Regions from separate parts of the Homo sapiens genome. Here region 1 is linked to region 2. A link is a contact called in ENCODE Hi-C or POLR2A ChIA-PET data. All regions are on one chromosome and are shown on one strand. The core of a region is the stretch at or near the end of the contact, and the rest is flanking DNA. Distances in the headings are between cores, read along the strand shown. Region 1 has its middle 5.7 kb from the start of UBE2N. Region 2 overlaps LINC02413 (long intergenic non-protein coding RNA 2413).

The links. A loop is a pair of places that touch in the nucleus more often than their neighbours do. ChIA-PET counts read pairs that join two places held with the same protein, here RNA polymerase II (POLR2A). Pooled maps may share reads with other maps.
Region 1: POLR2A ChIA-PET joins it to region 2 with 12 read pairs in Panc1. The contact joins two enhancer-like sites. A Hi-C loop is called at or near these places in 3 of 50 pooled maps. POLR2A ChIA-PET finds 5 or more read pairs at or near these places in 3 of 52 experiments (GM12878, Panc1 and activated B cell).

The regions. Positions count from the first base shown.
Region 1 is chr12:93,443,983-93,451,213 of GRCh38, forward strand. No RefSeq gene overlaps it. Among named protein-coding and RNA genes, the nearest start is that of UBE2N, 5.7 kb to the left of the region's middle. Within about 2 kb of position 4,114, at least 5 of the 41 ENCODE cell types and tissues checked have a DNase peak (open chromatin) inside an H3K27ac peak, as active enhancers do.
Region 2 is chr12:92,999,905-93,006,972 of GRCh38, forward strand. LINC02413 (long intergenic non-protein coding RNA 2413) reads left to right here. Exons shown (of 4, transcript XR_945212.3): 2 at 3,833-4,069; 3 at 6,190-6,325. LOC643339 (a long non-coding RNA gene) reads right to left here. Exons shown (of 5, transcript NR_040096.1): 4 at 4,610-4,694; 5 at 3,854-3,919. Among named protein-coding and RNA genes, the nearest start is that of LINC02413, 13 kb to the left of the region's middle. Within about 2 kb of position 2,932, at least 3 of the 41 ENCODE cell types and tissues checked have a DNase peak (open chromatin) inside an H3K27ac peak, as active enhancers do.

The sequences.
Region 1 (7,231 bases), core at 2,864-5,363, 450 kb after region 2:
GTCAATCAGCCACAAAACTCACCCTGTCTCAAGGGGCAGGGAACATGGACACCACCTCTTGAAAGGGGAGCTGCAAGACTCTAGGAACTAGCAGCATATATGTGATGGAAAGTATGGTTGTGGCCAATTTTGGGAAAGAAACTGCCACATGTACAATATTTGTCAGAGTATGCTTACCAGCCACCCGCCTTGGAATCATCTAGGGCACTGTTTTTTGTTTTGTTTTGTTTTGTTTTAAAAAAAGCATTCCTGCAGCTGGAGCCCTTCCCCCAGGGATTCTAATTCTCTAGGTCAGTGCTGAGACCTGGGAATCTGCATTTAAACATCAGGGGTAATTTTGATGGATACTAACACTTGAAGACAAAAAATTCTGAACAAACGAGAACAAAAAAAACAATAAGCAAAACAAAAAGAGGTGCCAGGTGCTTTTTTTTTTTATGTTTTTGAGACAGAGTCTCTCACTGTCACCCAAGCTGGAGTGCAGTGACATGATCTCGGCTCACTGCAACCTCTCCCTCTGAGATTCAAGCAGTTCTTCTGCCTCAGCCTCCAGAGTAGCTGAGATTACAGGCGTGTGCCACTGCCCCCTGCTAATTTTTGTATTTTTAGTAGAGATGGAGTTTCACCATGTTGGCTAAGCTGGTCTTCAATTCCTGGCCTCAAGTGATCCTCCTGCCTCGGCCTTCCAAAATTCTGGGATTACAGGTGTGAGTCACTCCACCTGGCCTCCTTTTGTCTATCTTCTATTAGAACAGACAATAAGTATCATTTAGGTTAAGAGTGAGAGCTCTGGAGCCCCCAGTCGGGGTTTGAAAACACACTTTGCTTAATTTCTCTGTCCTTTGTTTTCTTCACCTATTAAATATACTTACCTTCATGTGGTTGTTGGGAAGTTTAAATGATGTAATTTGTATAAGGTACTTAGAACAGTACACAGCACTTAGCAATCACTTATTTTTTGTAATTTGATAGAACCATGTGTAGTTTTCTTTAGGAAACCAGATTTTTAAAACTTGATAGTATAACCTTGTTTGGTAGAGATTGCTTTGATGGCATAAAATTCTCTGAGAGTATTAACACTTTAACATATACATTTTTCCTGTCTCTCCAAATTGTTTTTTCTGTTTTCTTCCCCTCTTGAGGACAGCTCGCACTAAACTCATCTGGAAACGAAAATCTGAACTTCCGATTCATATAAATCCTGTGGAACAGGATATACTCTAGAAGAACAGGTTGTCACAGGGCTGAGATACGGTTCTCAAATTAGAGGGCTAGTTAAGAATCCTATTTACTCTAATACAGAGATAGACAACAAAACAGTGGTTACCTGGAGCAGGTTGTGGGGTGGAGTGATGGAGAATCAGAGATGTAGATCAGAGGGTACAAAGTAGCAGATATTTAGGACAAGTCTAGAGAGTTAATGTACATGAGAACAAGCCTAGAGAGCTAATGTATATGAGAGCTATAGGTAATAAGTTTACGCTATGTATGAGATTCATGCTAAATAAGTAGATTTTAGCTACTGTTGTCACAAAAACATAGGTAACTATGTGAGACGATGGATATGTTAATTTGCTTCACAATAGTAACCTATTTACTATTGATACGACATATTCCATAACATCATGTTGTATACCTTCAATATAAACAATAAAATAATTTTATTTGGCCACGCACAGTAGCTCACCCCTATAACTCCAGCACTTTGGGAGGCTGAGGCAGGTGGATCACTCAAGGTCAGGAGTTGGAGACCAGCCTGACCAACACGGTGAAACCCTGTCTCTACTAAAAATACAAAATTAGCTGGGTGTGGTGGTGCATGCATGTAATCTCAGCTACTTGGGAGACTGAGACAGGAGAATCGCTTAAACCTGGGAGGCAGAGTTTGCAGTTAGCCGAGATGGCACCATTGCACTCCAGCCTGGACAACAAGAGCTAAACTAGGCCTCAAAAAATAAATAAAATAAAATAAAATGTTTTGAGGCAAGGTCTCACTTGTTGCCCAGTCTGGAGTGCAGTGGTGCAAACATGGCTTACTGCAGCCTCAGCCTCAACCTCCTGGGCTCAAGTGGGCCTCAGCCTCCTGAGAAGCTGGGACTACAGATGCACACCACCATGCCCGGCTAATTTTTAAATTTTTTAGAAACAGGGTTTCACCATGTTGCCTAGGATGGTCTCGAACTCCTGGGCTTAAGCGACCCCTCCCACCTCAGCCTCCTGAAGTGCTGGATTACAAGCATGAGCCACCATTCCTGGCCAAAACTTATTTTTAAAAATCCTACTTACTATACCCATAAAATATGGATAAAATAGGATATCTAAAAAACTGACTGATCATGTACCTCATAAATATATATACCTACTATGTACCCACAAAACATTTTTTTAACAAACTAACTGGATTCCTTCAGAGGTGGGATATTGAGCAGCTAGAGAACAAATGTAAAAGGGAGGCTTTTTACTGTGTACTCTTATACTTTTTGAATTACGAACCACGTGAATGTTTTACCTATTCAAAATGTGAAATATGTATTCAGTTCACAAATTTCAATAGACTGCTCAAGAGGTATTCAAAGCTCTAACAGTGCTGATCAGGAATTATATAATACACTCAAAACTCAGCAAAAAGATGCTGGTCCAGGTCCATGGTACTGAATAAATGATGACAGTGGCCAGATAGCTTCACTAAGCTGAGCAGTGCTAGCCATAACTCTTTTTTTTTTTTTTTTTTAAGAGACAGGGTCTTGCTCTGTTGCCCCAGACTGAAGTGCAGTGGTGCAATCATAATTCAATGTAGTTTCCAACTTCTCCCCACTCAGCCTCCACCATGCCTGGGTAATTTTTAATTTTTTTGTAGAGACTGGGTCTGGCTATGTTGTGCAGGCTGGTCTCAAGCTCGTGGCCTCGAGAAATTCTCCTGCCTCTGCCTCCCAAAATGCTGGACTTACAGGTGTGAGCCACCATGTCTGGCCCAGAACTCTTTTTTCTTTCCTTTTTTCTTTTTTTTTCTTTTTTGAGACAGAGTCTCTCGCTTTGTTGCCCAGGCTGGAGTGCAGTGGTGCGATCACAGCTCACTGCAAGCTCCGCCTCTCGGGTTCAAGCAATTCTCCTGCCTCAGCCTTCTGAGTAGCTGGGACTACAGGCGCTCATCACCACACTCGGCTAATTTTTGTATTTTTTAGTATAGACGGGATTTCACCATGTTGGTCAGGCTGGTCTCGAACTCATGACCTCAGGTGATCCACCCACCTCAGCCTCCCAAAATGCTGAGATTACAGACATGAGCCACCACGCCCAGACCAGAACTCTTAGCTAATTAGTCTTTTTTTGGTTCTTTGTCAGGCCGCACTCTTCTCCTTGTTTTTTTCCAGTCTCTGCTCCTTCTGGGACTCAAAGTGCAAGTGCCTTTGCATTATCTTACAGGGGACAAGCAAATAAGAATGAATGCTATGTTGGAGGCATTAGAGGAGTCCCATTGTATGAGAAACTCTTACTCCCCCAAACAATATTTTACTGCCCCTTGCTGCTTCCTCATTACCCACCCCCAAATATTCCAGGTTTTCTACTTTGGTCTTGTAATGGCAGAGACCTAAGTACTATTTACCCTATAGGCAATAACTTAGGACATATGTGCCTGATCTTCTCAGAGTCAGGGATCTTCTCTGTCTTGGTTACCTCTGTATCCTGGGCCCAAGTGCAGGGACTGCTACATATATGCTCTCAAAAAATACTTGTCAAGGGAATAAATCAGTCGGTGCAGGCTGAATATAAACACCTGTTTGAGAATGGTTGCCATAGATTCATGATCCGTAAGTGAACACTTAGAGAAAGCACAGGATGTTTATGTCAATCTCTAAACCTTTCAACTTGACTTTCTGGAGAGCAACAGAGTTTTTCTACAAACTAATGCTTTGCAGAAAAAGAATAGAGTAGTTCAGTTTGGAAAATGGTATATCAGTCACCTTTAATAGAGGTCCTATTTCAATTCATATACAATTGTCATCAGGCAGAAGTATTTGTTTGCAAGTTCCCTTATTGTTTCTTGCAGCGTAGGGAAACTGTTTCGTGGGTGATCAAGACAGTAGAATCTGTGAGAGGAAGGTTCATGAACACTGACTCAAACAGGCAGTAGGTGGGGTGGGGGTGTGGGAAGAAAAGACTGCTCACTGATTTTAAAAAAGGAAGAAAAATTGCATGGTGGCTTATATTCATGCCTTCATCATAAGACATTGAGCACTTACAAACTCTTAACCAGCACAAGACCAGCCTGTAAGAAGGACCTAAGTGGGATCTTCCAGGGTCATAGGCAGTCCCTAAGGAGTGCTGTCTCACATGGAAGACCCTGGGAAACATGAGACCCAGGAGAATCAGAGTAATACACCTTTGCTTTGTTTAGTGTTTTATGCTTTACAAAGTGTTTGTGAATGTTATCTCACCTAGTGACAGCTTTAAGTACCTTTAAGTGCATGCACCACTAGAGTGATTTTGTAGGATCCATCATTGATTCTGCAATGTTCCTATAAAAGTAAATGGAGCCGGGTGAGGTGGCTCATGGCTGTAATCCCAGCACTTTGGAGGCCGAGGTGGGCGGATCACTTGAGGTCAGGAGTTCGAGACCAGCCTGGTCAACATGGTGAACCCCATGTGTACTAAAAATACAAAAAAAAAAAAAAATTAGCTGGGCATAGTAAGTAGTACGTGCCTGTAATCCCAGCTACTTGGGAGGCTGAGGCAGGAGAATCGCTTGAACCCAGGAGGTGGAGGTTGCAGTGAGCCGAGATTGTGCCATTGCACTCCAGCCTAGGTGACAGAGCAAGACTCTGTCTCAAATAAATAAATAAATAAATAAAAGTGGATGGAGGAGGGTGTTCCACACGTATATTCGTCTCCTTTGTCTGGGCCAGTTCCCAGTGGAAACAGGACTCCAGAGGTTGGTAACTCAAGACATTTGGCCAGAAGCCTGGCTGGAACAGGAACTCTGCAAAGCAGGGCTCACTTCTCCGCCTGTGTGTCACCCTTTCAGGTTCCCAGGAGAACTGTTTGCTTTCCACGTCCCTGGGCTTCAGTCACTTCGTAACTCTGCCAGTGATTGCATACTCAGCCCCTACCCAGCCTAAACTGTTCTCCCACTTCCTCCCACCTGGTGTGCCCCACCCAAGTTTCTTTTTAATTCACTCCCATCACCTTTCTTCCTCCTTCACCATCACCTGTCTGTCTCAAGTCTGATTGATTTCTCCCATGTTTCTCTATTATGTCACTTGCTATCTGCAAAAAAAAAAAAAAAAAAAAAAAAAATTCATCTGCTTCTAGTATGATTAGAAATGTTTTTGAAATTGTTATTTTTCTTCTAAGTGCATTGATTTGGGATCCGATATACCCTGGAACAGATGTTTTCAAACTTTAGACTGCTTGCTCACCTCAGAGACTAGTTGAACATACTAGTGAAGGGGCCCTGCCCAAGGTCTTCTGAGTTCAAGTCATAGTCCCCATGTCTCTGTGGTTTTAACAAGCTCCCTAGGGGCTACTGAAGAGTCTGAAGCTTGAGAGTCAATGTCATATAATGTGATCTTTTCAAGAAAAGCAAAACAGTTGCAACAGGAACCTTGACTTATAATTTACTTACTCCTGCTTTTCTAAACTCTTCTGACCCAATACCTATATCTTTCCTCCTGCCTGTTCAAATTCTTTTGGTCCAAGTGTGAGATATTTCAGATGGTTGAATTTTAAGTTGGCCCCAGGTGTTCAGTATTCCAGATTGTTGGGTTTTGGGTGTTCAGTATTGTTCACCTCTTTCCACTCCTGAATTTTTTTTTTCTTTTGAGACAGAGTCTCGCTCTGTCGCCCAGGCTGGAGTGCATTGGTGCGATCTCAGCTCACTGCACCCTCCACCTCCCCAGTTCAAGCAATTCTCCTGCCTCAGCCTCCCGAGTAGCTGGGACTACAGGTGCGCACCACCACGCCCAGCTAATTTTTGTATTTTCAGTAGAGACGGGGTTTCACCATGTTGGCCAAGATGGTCTTGATCTCCTGACCTCGTGATCTGCCCACCTTGGCCTCCCAAAGTGCTGGGATTACAGGCGTGAGCCACCATACCTGGCTTTCCACTCCTGAAATTATAACCAGTTGAAAAACACAACAGACAGAAATTAAAATATTGCTTTCATTATTAGTAAATCTGATTGGAGAATATAGCTCTAAATCAGCAGTCAGTTGGGCTTACTAATGTTCCCCCACTAGCCCCATAATTGCAATTATAGCTACGTAGTCACTTAGCACAGCTAGACAACTGCAAGCTCCTTAACCCAAGACAGCAAATGGGAATGCATGAGGCCAGAGGCAGGGACAAAAAAAAAAAAAAAATAGGAGAGAGAAAAAATGGGAGGAGGGAAAGATAAAAGGCTGAGCAGACTGAGTTCATTAGTATGAAATTCACCAATCAGAAAACTTATTCCTCTTGTAATCACAAAATCACAAAACCACTTGACTTTTTCTTTTTTTTTTTTTTTTTTTTTTTTTTGGAGAAGGAGTCTCGCTCTGTCTCCCAGGCTGGAGTGCAGTGGCGCAGTCTCAGCTCACTGCAAGCTCCGCCTCCCGGGGTCACGCCATTCTCCTGCCTCAGCCTCCCGAGTAGCTGGGACTGCAGGCGCCCGCCACCACGCCTGGCTAATTTTTTGTATTTTTAGTAGAGATGGGGTTTCACCATGTTAGCCAGCATGGTCTTGACCTCCTAACCTCCTGATCCGCCCGTCTCAGCCTCCCAAAGTGCTGGGATTACAGGCGTGAGCCACTGCGCCCGGCCCCGACTTTTTCTTATGCTTCTGCTTACTTCTTGTTGTTGTTGTTGTTAATAGAGATGCTGTTGTAACATCCCTATTAACAACAACAACAAAAAGTAAGCAGTAGCATAAGAAAGATGTTATGTGTTCAAGACCAGGCTAGACAACATGTTGTTAATAGAGAACATGTTGCCTCACCTGGTCTTGAACTCCTGGCCTTAAGTGATCCTCCCGCCTCTGCCACCCAAAGTGCTGGAATTATAGGCATGAGCCACCACGCCAGGCCCCGACTGCTTACTTTCTATGACAACTCCCTGAAAGCAACCCCAGATCACAACCTGGGCAATCTCTTCATTGTTTTGAACGTCCTATAATGGGTCATACTTGCACTCCCTCTAACACCATAATTTTCACATCTGGTTGCCTTTTCACAAGTGGTTCTCCACCCCATCTGC
Region 2 (7,068 bases), core at 1,682-4,181:
TTTTTTAAAATTTATTTTAATTGTAAATTGACAGATTATAGTTGTATATATTTATGAGATTGTTGTGGCTCAGAAAACAATATCCCAAAGTGAAGGCCTCAGAGGTAGCCTCAGAAGCAAGTTCTCTCTGACCTTCTCCTTCCCTCCTGTCTCTGGCCCATCAGTCTCCCCCGAGGCTAGCCATAAAAACTATAATCCTTCTTCCCCAAGGTGTGTTATAGAAACTAGAACTCCTGTTCCTCAAAGCCAGCCATAAAACCTAAAAACATTACTCTAACCTCCTGCCACTCCCCGACCTTCCTGTGTAAGACCTGGCCATAAAGAAATCTCTGACTTACATTGTTTAACGATAGGTCATAAGACACTCATTCCAAAAAGGGTTCTGCCTCATACCTGGAAGGAAGACAGCTGCACAGAGAGGCCAGGAAGAACCTTAACAGACAGGCCTTGCTGGGATTCCCCACTCGGTCTATTTCCATAAGATTATACCTTTTCTGTCCAAACACAGTTCTACACTGCGGTCCATTCTTCATGGAACCTAAGTATAAAAATGGATGGTTTTACCTGTATCTTTGGGTCTTCATTCTAAAGGCTCCCATGTCATATAAAACTATGATTAAATAAATTTGTATGCTTTTCTCTTGTTAACCTGTCCTTTTTTATAGGAGTGTCAGCTTGGACCCTCAGGATGGGGAGAAAAGGGATCACCCCCTTTCTATCCCTATGAGGTACAAAGTGATGTTATGGTTCTCTTTTTCTTTTTTTTTTTTTGAGACAGGATCTGGCTTTGTCACCCAGGCTAGAGTGCAGTGGCACAATCTCGGCTCAGTGCAACCTCTGTCTCCCGTGCTGAAGCAATCCTCCCACCTCTGCCTCCCGAGTAGCTGAGACTACAGGTGCACGCCACCAAGCCCAGCTAGCTTTTGTAATTTTGGTAGAGACAGGGTTTTGCCATGTTGCCCAGGCTGGTCTTGAACTCCTGGGCTCAAAGCGATCTACCGCCTTGACCTCCCAAAGTGCTGGGATTATAGACGTGAGCCACCAGGCCCAGCCCATGATGTTATGACTTATGAATACAATGCGGAGTAATTAAATCAAGCTAAATAACATATACATCACCTCAAATACTTTTTTTTTGTGGTGAAGACATTGGAAATTTACTGTCTTAGCAATTTTGAAAAGTACTATACACGATTATTAACTACCTTCACCACGCAGTGCAATTTATCTCAAAACCAAACCAAAACACAACCTTGCTCCTCCTGTCTAACTGAGGCTGTATACTTTGACCATCAACTCCTCATTCCCCCAGCCCCCAGCCTCTGGTAACCACCATTCTACTCTCTGTTTCTATGAGTTTGATTGTTTTAGATTCCAAATATAAGTGAAGACATACAGTATTTGTCTTTCTGTGCCTGGCTTATTGCACTTAGCATAATGTTCCCTAAGTCCATCTCTGTTTTGCAAATGACAGAATTTCTTTCTTTTTCAAGGCTGTCACTGTACCTTTAAAATGCCATGATCTGTTAACCAGTCTTGTCTTCCTCAGCATCTTGTCTTTCTTCAGCACTACATCATCTCCTCAATATTTTTCCATCCAATATTGGCCAAAATATTATAAGCAATTTTATCAAATGCTTGCTGAAATCCAATATGTGATGGTGGTGACTTCCTCCGGCATGTAATCTACTAATCCTATCAAAAAAGGAATGTTTAGCTTGGCACGCTTGGTCTCAGTGAATCCGAAGTAGTTACCACTGTTTACCTCTCCTTTCTTTAAATGCTTGCATGTCAAATATTGTTCCATTCTCTGGAATGACTTTTACCTGTGAATGGAATCTTGAATGTCATTCTACAGTAAAATTCTCAACCAAAAAAAAAAAACAAAAAAAGCCACTGATTTCTAGTCATCAATCTATAAACACTAAAGACATTTTACTAGTTCACATAGCAAAAAAATTCTGAGGTAGGGTGGTTTCAGGTTGGTTGATTCAGCGTCTCAATAATATTATCAAAGACTCAGATTCTGGCCAGGCACAATGGCTCATGCCTATAATCCCAGAGCTTTGGGAGGCCTAGGTGGATAGATCATTTGAGCCCAGGAAGTTGAGACCAGCCTGGGCAACATAGTGAAACCCTGTCTGTATAAAAAATACAAAAATTAGCCGGGCATGGTGGCATGAGCCTGTAGTCCCAGCTATTCAGGAGGCCAAGGTGGGAGGATCACTTGGGCCTGGCAGGCAGAGGTTGCAATGAGTGGAGATTGTGGCACTGTACTCCAGCCTGGGTGACAGAGGGAGACCCTGTCTCAAAAAAAAAAAAAAAAAGACCCATATTTTTTCCATATCTGTGCTCTGCCACCATCATTATGATGGCCTTATCTTTGGCTGGTTCTCTTCATGGAGGCAAGGGAGCTATGGCAGCTATGACCTGCTTTTCTACAGGTCTTCTTTTAGGAGCAAGAAAAGCATCTAGGAGCTCCCCTTGCCTGACCTGCCACGGTTTTATTTCACAGAACTGGGTCACTTTCCCCCTCCAAACCAGTCACTGGCAAGCTGAGACAGATCAGAATTTAATCCCGAGACATACAGGGAAGAGATGGGTAAACCCTTGAAATTGGCTGTTTACCAACAAGAGAAAGTCGACAAATGCTCTGGGCTAGGAAACCCTACTGTCTGGTCCAGACTGGAGGAATTACTGTCTAATTTGGAGAGTGGTCATATTTGAAGACGGTTACTGATGAAGACCTATTAAAATAACATGGACTTTTTATCTATTCAAAACAGCTTAAAACAGGACTGTGTCCAGAACAAAGGGGTAGATTAAGTTATCTCTAAAATTCCCGGCCAACTGTTTAATGCTGTGATTCTGTTCTCATTGTTTTCACTGTGGAAACTGCTTGCAATTTGGAAGAGTGCGTGTCAGCAATGTTTGTGCTGCCAGCAAAAGTGAATAGTTGCTGATCTGTGTGCATTTCCCCAAATAGCACATTTGTGGAAAACTGAGTCATGGGGATTCTAGGTACTGTGAATCCATCATCTGCACAATTTTCTGAATGCCTTACATCTTAGACACTGGCGGCTTCCCTGTAAATAAACAAATTGTAATGAGACAGTTGACACATAACATGGGATTGGCCAAAGCAAAGCAGGTTTAGCTAACTGGTTTTCCTCTGGCAAATTGTTCCTTTTTTTTTTTTTTTTTTTTTTTTTTTTGAGACAGAATCTTGCTCTGTCACCCAGGCTAGAGTGCAGCGGCATGATCTTGGCTCACTGCAACCTCCGCCTCCTGGGTTCAAGCGATTCTTCTGCCTCAGTCTCCCAAGTAGCTGGGACTACAGGCGCGTGCCACTGTGCCTGGCTAACTTTTGTATTTGTAGTAGAGACAGGGTTTCACCATGTTAGCCAGGCTGGTCTTGAACTCCTGACCTTGTGATCCACCCTCCTCAGCCTCCCAAAGTGCTGGGATTACAGATATGAGCCACCTTGGCCGGCCATTGTTCCTTTTTATTTATTTTGCCCTGAAAGCAGATGATGGTGTTAAATAAAGCAACAAATTAAATGTGGATGTTAGTGCTGCAATGGAGGAAAACTTGCAGAAAAATTGACCTGACTTATTTAATCAAGTGCAGAGACATTACTGTGCTACCTGGGGAGCTATTCAAATACAATACAATCTATATGCCTTCCACCTGAGCAACCAAGTTCTTACAGCGCTAACTAGAGAAGGTGCAGGGGAGGGGGGGAGGACTGGATAAAGTTATTTTTGTGGCAGTTAAGCTTCGATTACTTGTAGATCCATAAATCATCAGCCAAGGTTCTCTTTTCTCCAGCAGTGAGCACAGGGAGGAGGAGGTGCATGCAAGCGATACTGCAGGGCCAGAATCAGAATCATCAGCACGTAGCAACTGATTGGATTTCTGGAGCAAGAAAGAAGAGTTGAAGATAATGTTGAACTTTCTCATTGGGAGATTTTACTAACATTATTGAGCAATTACTGCATGATGGATGTTACGCTAAGAGCATTCTACAATTATTATACCTCTTACGTCTCCCAGTAGTTCTGTTAAGTAAGTACTATTGTTTTTGTTTTAGAGACAGAGTCGGCTCTGCCACTCAGGCTGTAGTCCAGTGGTGCAATCTCAGCTTACCATAGCCTCGGGCTCAAGCGATCCTCCCACCTCAGCTCCCCAAGTAGCTGTGGTCCCAGCTGGCTCCATATGAAAAGCCTCTTGCTTCCTTAATTACTAACCAATGGTAATAGTTTTTTTCTTTTTTGTTTTTTTCAAGAGACAAGGTCTTGCTCTGTCACCCAGGCTGGAGTGCAGTGGTGGTAACATAGCTCACTGCAGCCTTGAACTCCTGGGCTCAAGGGATCCTCCCACCTCCGCCTCCTGAGTAGCTGGGACTACAGGCATATGCCACCATGCCCAGCTAATTTTCAAATATTTTGTAGAGACCAGGGTCTTGCTAATTGCCCAGGCTGGTCTTGAACTCTTACCTCAAGCAATACTCCTGCCTCAGCCTCCCAAAGTGCTAGTACTTCAGGTGTGAGCCACCACCCCCGGTGACCAACAGTAATTCTACACTTCAATCTCTTGCATCCTTACCCTTATCTTGTGTCCTTATGATCATCATAAATAGCTCATTTGGCCGGGCACAGTGGCTCATCCTGGGCAGCACATGAAACCTCATCTGTACAAAAAAATATAAAAATTAGCCAGGTGTGGTGGCACATGACTGTGGGCCCAGCTACTTGGGAGGCTGAGGCAGGAGAATTGCTTGAGGCTGGGAGGTCAAGGCTGCAGTGAGCCGAGATCATGCTTCTGTACTCCAGCCTGGGTGAGAGAGCGAGACCCTGTCTCCAAAATAAAATAAAATAAAATAAAAGCTAATTTGTCTCAGGCTTTGAATTAATCTGCATTAGCTCATGTAATTGTTGCAATAACTCTATGTGGTAGGTACTCTCAGCCCTGTTATACAATGGGTTTGAAATGACTACTGATATACAGAGGTTTGAAATGATGTTACTTGCCCAAGTCTCATGGTGAATGGAGGAGCAAGGAATGGAACTCAGCTCATTTAACACCAAAGGTCTGACCACCACACAGCACTGCCCTCTTTAGCCAAACTAATGTTTTTGTCTTTCTTACTTTTGACCCATTTTATTCCACCTTTCTGAGGTATTTTCAGCATTTTCATTAAGCTAATGAATACAACAATTATTTAAGCAGCTAATCCTTAAATATGCTTCTATAAAATGTCCTTTTAGTTTCATTTTCTCCTTATCACTCCCCAAACCCACCAGACCTACACTTCATATTTTCCCAAACGTGTATACACAAGGCATTCACCTGCTTTTATATGATGTCCTTTCCTGTTCATCTCAACCTGGTAAGGTTAAGAAGGAAAATGATTTTACATATCAGAGGGGAGAGTGCTACAAAAGAATATGAGACACAGACAATTTTGTAAAAAAAAAAAAAAACAACTTTGTATGAGATACCTTATGTACATACACAGAACAGTTAAATCCTGGGCAACATGAAAAAACCTCGTCTCTACAAAAAAATACAAAAATTAGCTGGGCATGGTGGCACAGGCCTGTAGTCCCAGCTACTTGGGAGGCTGAGGCGGGAGGATTGATTGAGTCCTGGAGGTCGAGGCTGCAGTGAGCCATGATTGACAGAGTGAGACCCTGTATCAGAATAAATAAATAAATAAATAAATAAGAATATAATAAGCCAAAAGTGAAGTACAGTGAATGACTAAGTGTTCTAAAGAAAAATAAAAGCAACAGTCCATGGAAGAGGTAGACCTTAAGGATGAGTGGGATTTGATGGGAAAAGGGTGGAAGCTAGAGTGAAGACAGAAATCAACATCTCATTACTGACAGCTATTTATCAAGCACCTCCATGTGTTTGGCCATTAAATTAAAGTTTTGAGGATAGAGATGGAAAAGCTGCTTGCTGTCTTTCTCCCAAATACTCTGTGTTTGGGAAAGGCTTAAACAGATAGCAAAATACACAGTGACACAAAGAGGCACACAATACACCGAGCAAGAGTTTCAGGCATTCTGAAAATGCAGGGGACATATCCCAGTAAGAATGGTAAGCCCTGGGACAGAGGGTGAGCGGTTTACATGGATCAAAGGGCTCGCTCATGATAACAACAGCCTTCTCTAAGCCAGGCACTGAATACTGTGGATACAAAGAGCCCAGAGTCATCAAGAGGAACCAGGAACTCTAACATGATGTGTGGAGCAGGCTATGCAAAGAGGGGTACCTCTCCCAGTCAGAGGCATCAGAGAAGGCTTCCTGGTGGAGGTGAGTAGGAATCACGTGCAATCGTGCAGGCGAGGCGGGGAGAGGACACTTCTGAGCAAAGAAACTGGTTAGAAAATGTACTGGTGTGTAGGGAGAAAGAGGGCCTCCAGGTCACTCAGGGTTGCTATGAGAGCACGAAGTTTAAGGCCAGGAGCAGTGAGATGACATGGAAGAGAGAGGTGGTGACTGGCTGCCTTAGGGAGCCTGGGCTTGATATTGAGCCAGGAAAATGTTTTAAGCATCCTTTAGGTTAGGGAGCTGTATGAATTAGATTCAGGTTGAGCCAAGGTTTTAGCAAGCTTCAAATGCCAAACTGAGCAAATCTTCCCTCACTGTGAGTTTGCTGTGATCACTGTTCTTATGGTTCAGAGAATAACTGTGCTGTAGATATTAGGCTCAATTCAAAGTGGAGCTGCTGAAAAATTTATTAGTGCTGGAGTGCATAGGATGCTGTTCATGCATGACTAGCATTTCAAAGGGCTGTAGATTAAAAGTGAGAGGTCTCTGAAGTCCAATTTCAAAACCCAGAGCCTCTCCGCCACTTATCTCCTACTTCGCACCAATCCTGGAATGAGTCTATAGACCACTGTAACTTCTCCTTCTCAACTTCCACATCTTTTCTTCTCTTTCTATTAGCAACCTTTATATTCCCTTTGGGTGTTTTCTTTTTCTTTCTTTTACCACTTATGATGCCCACATGGTCATACTATGGGAAATGCAGAGCTGAATCCCATTAGAGTCCA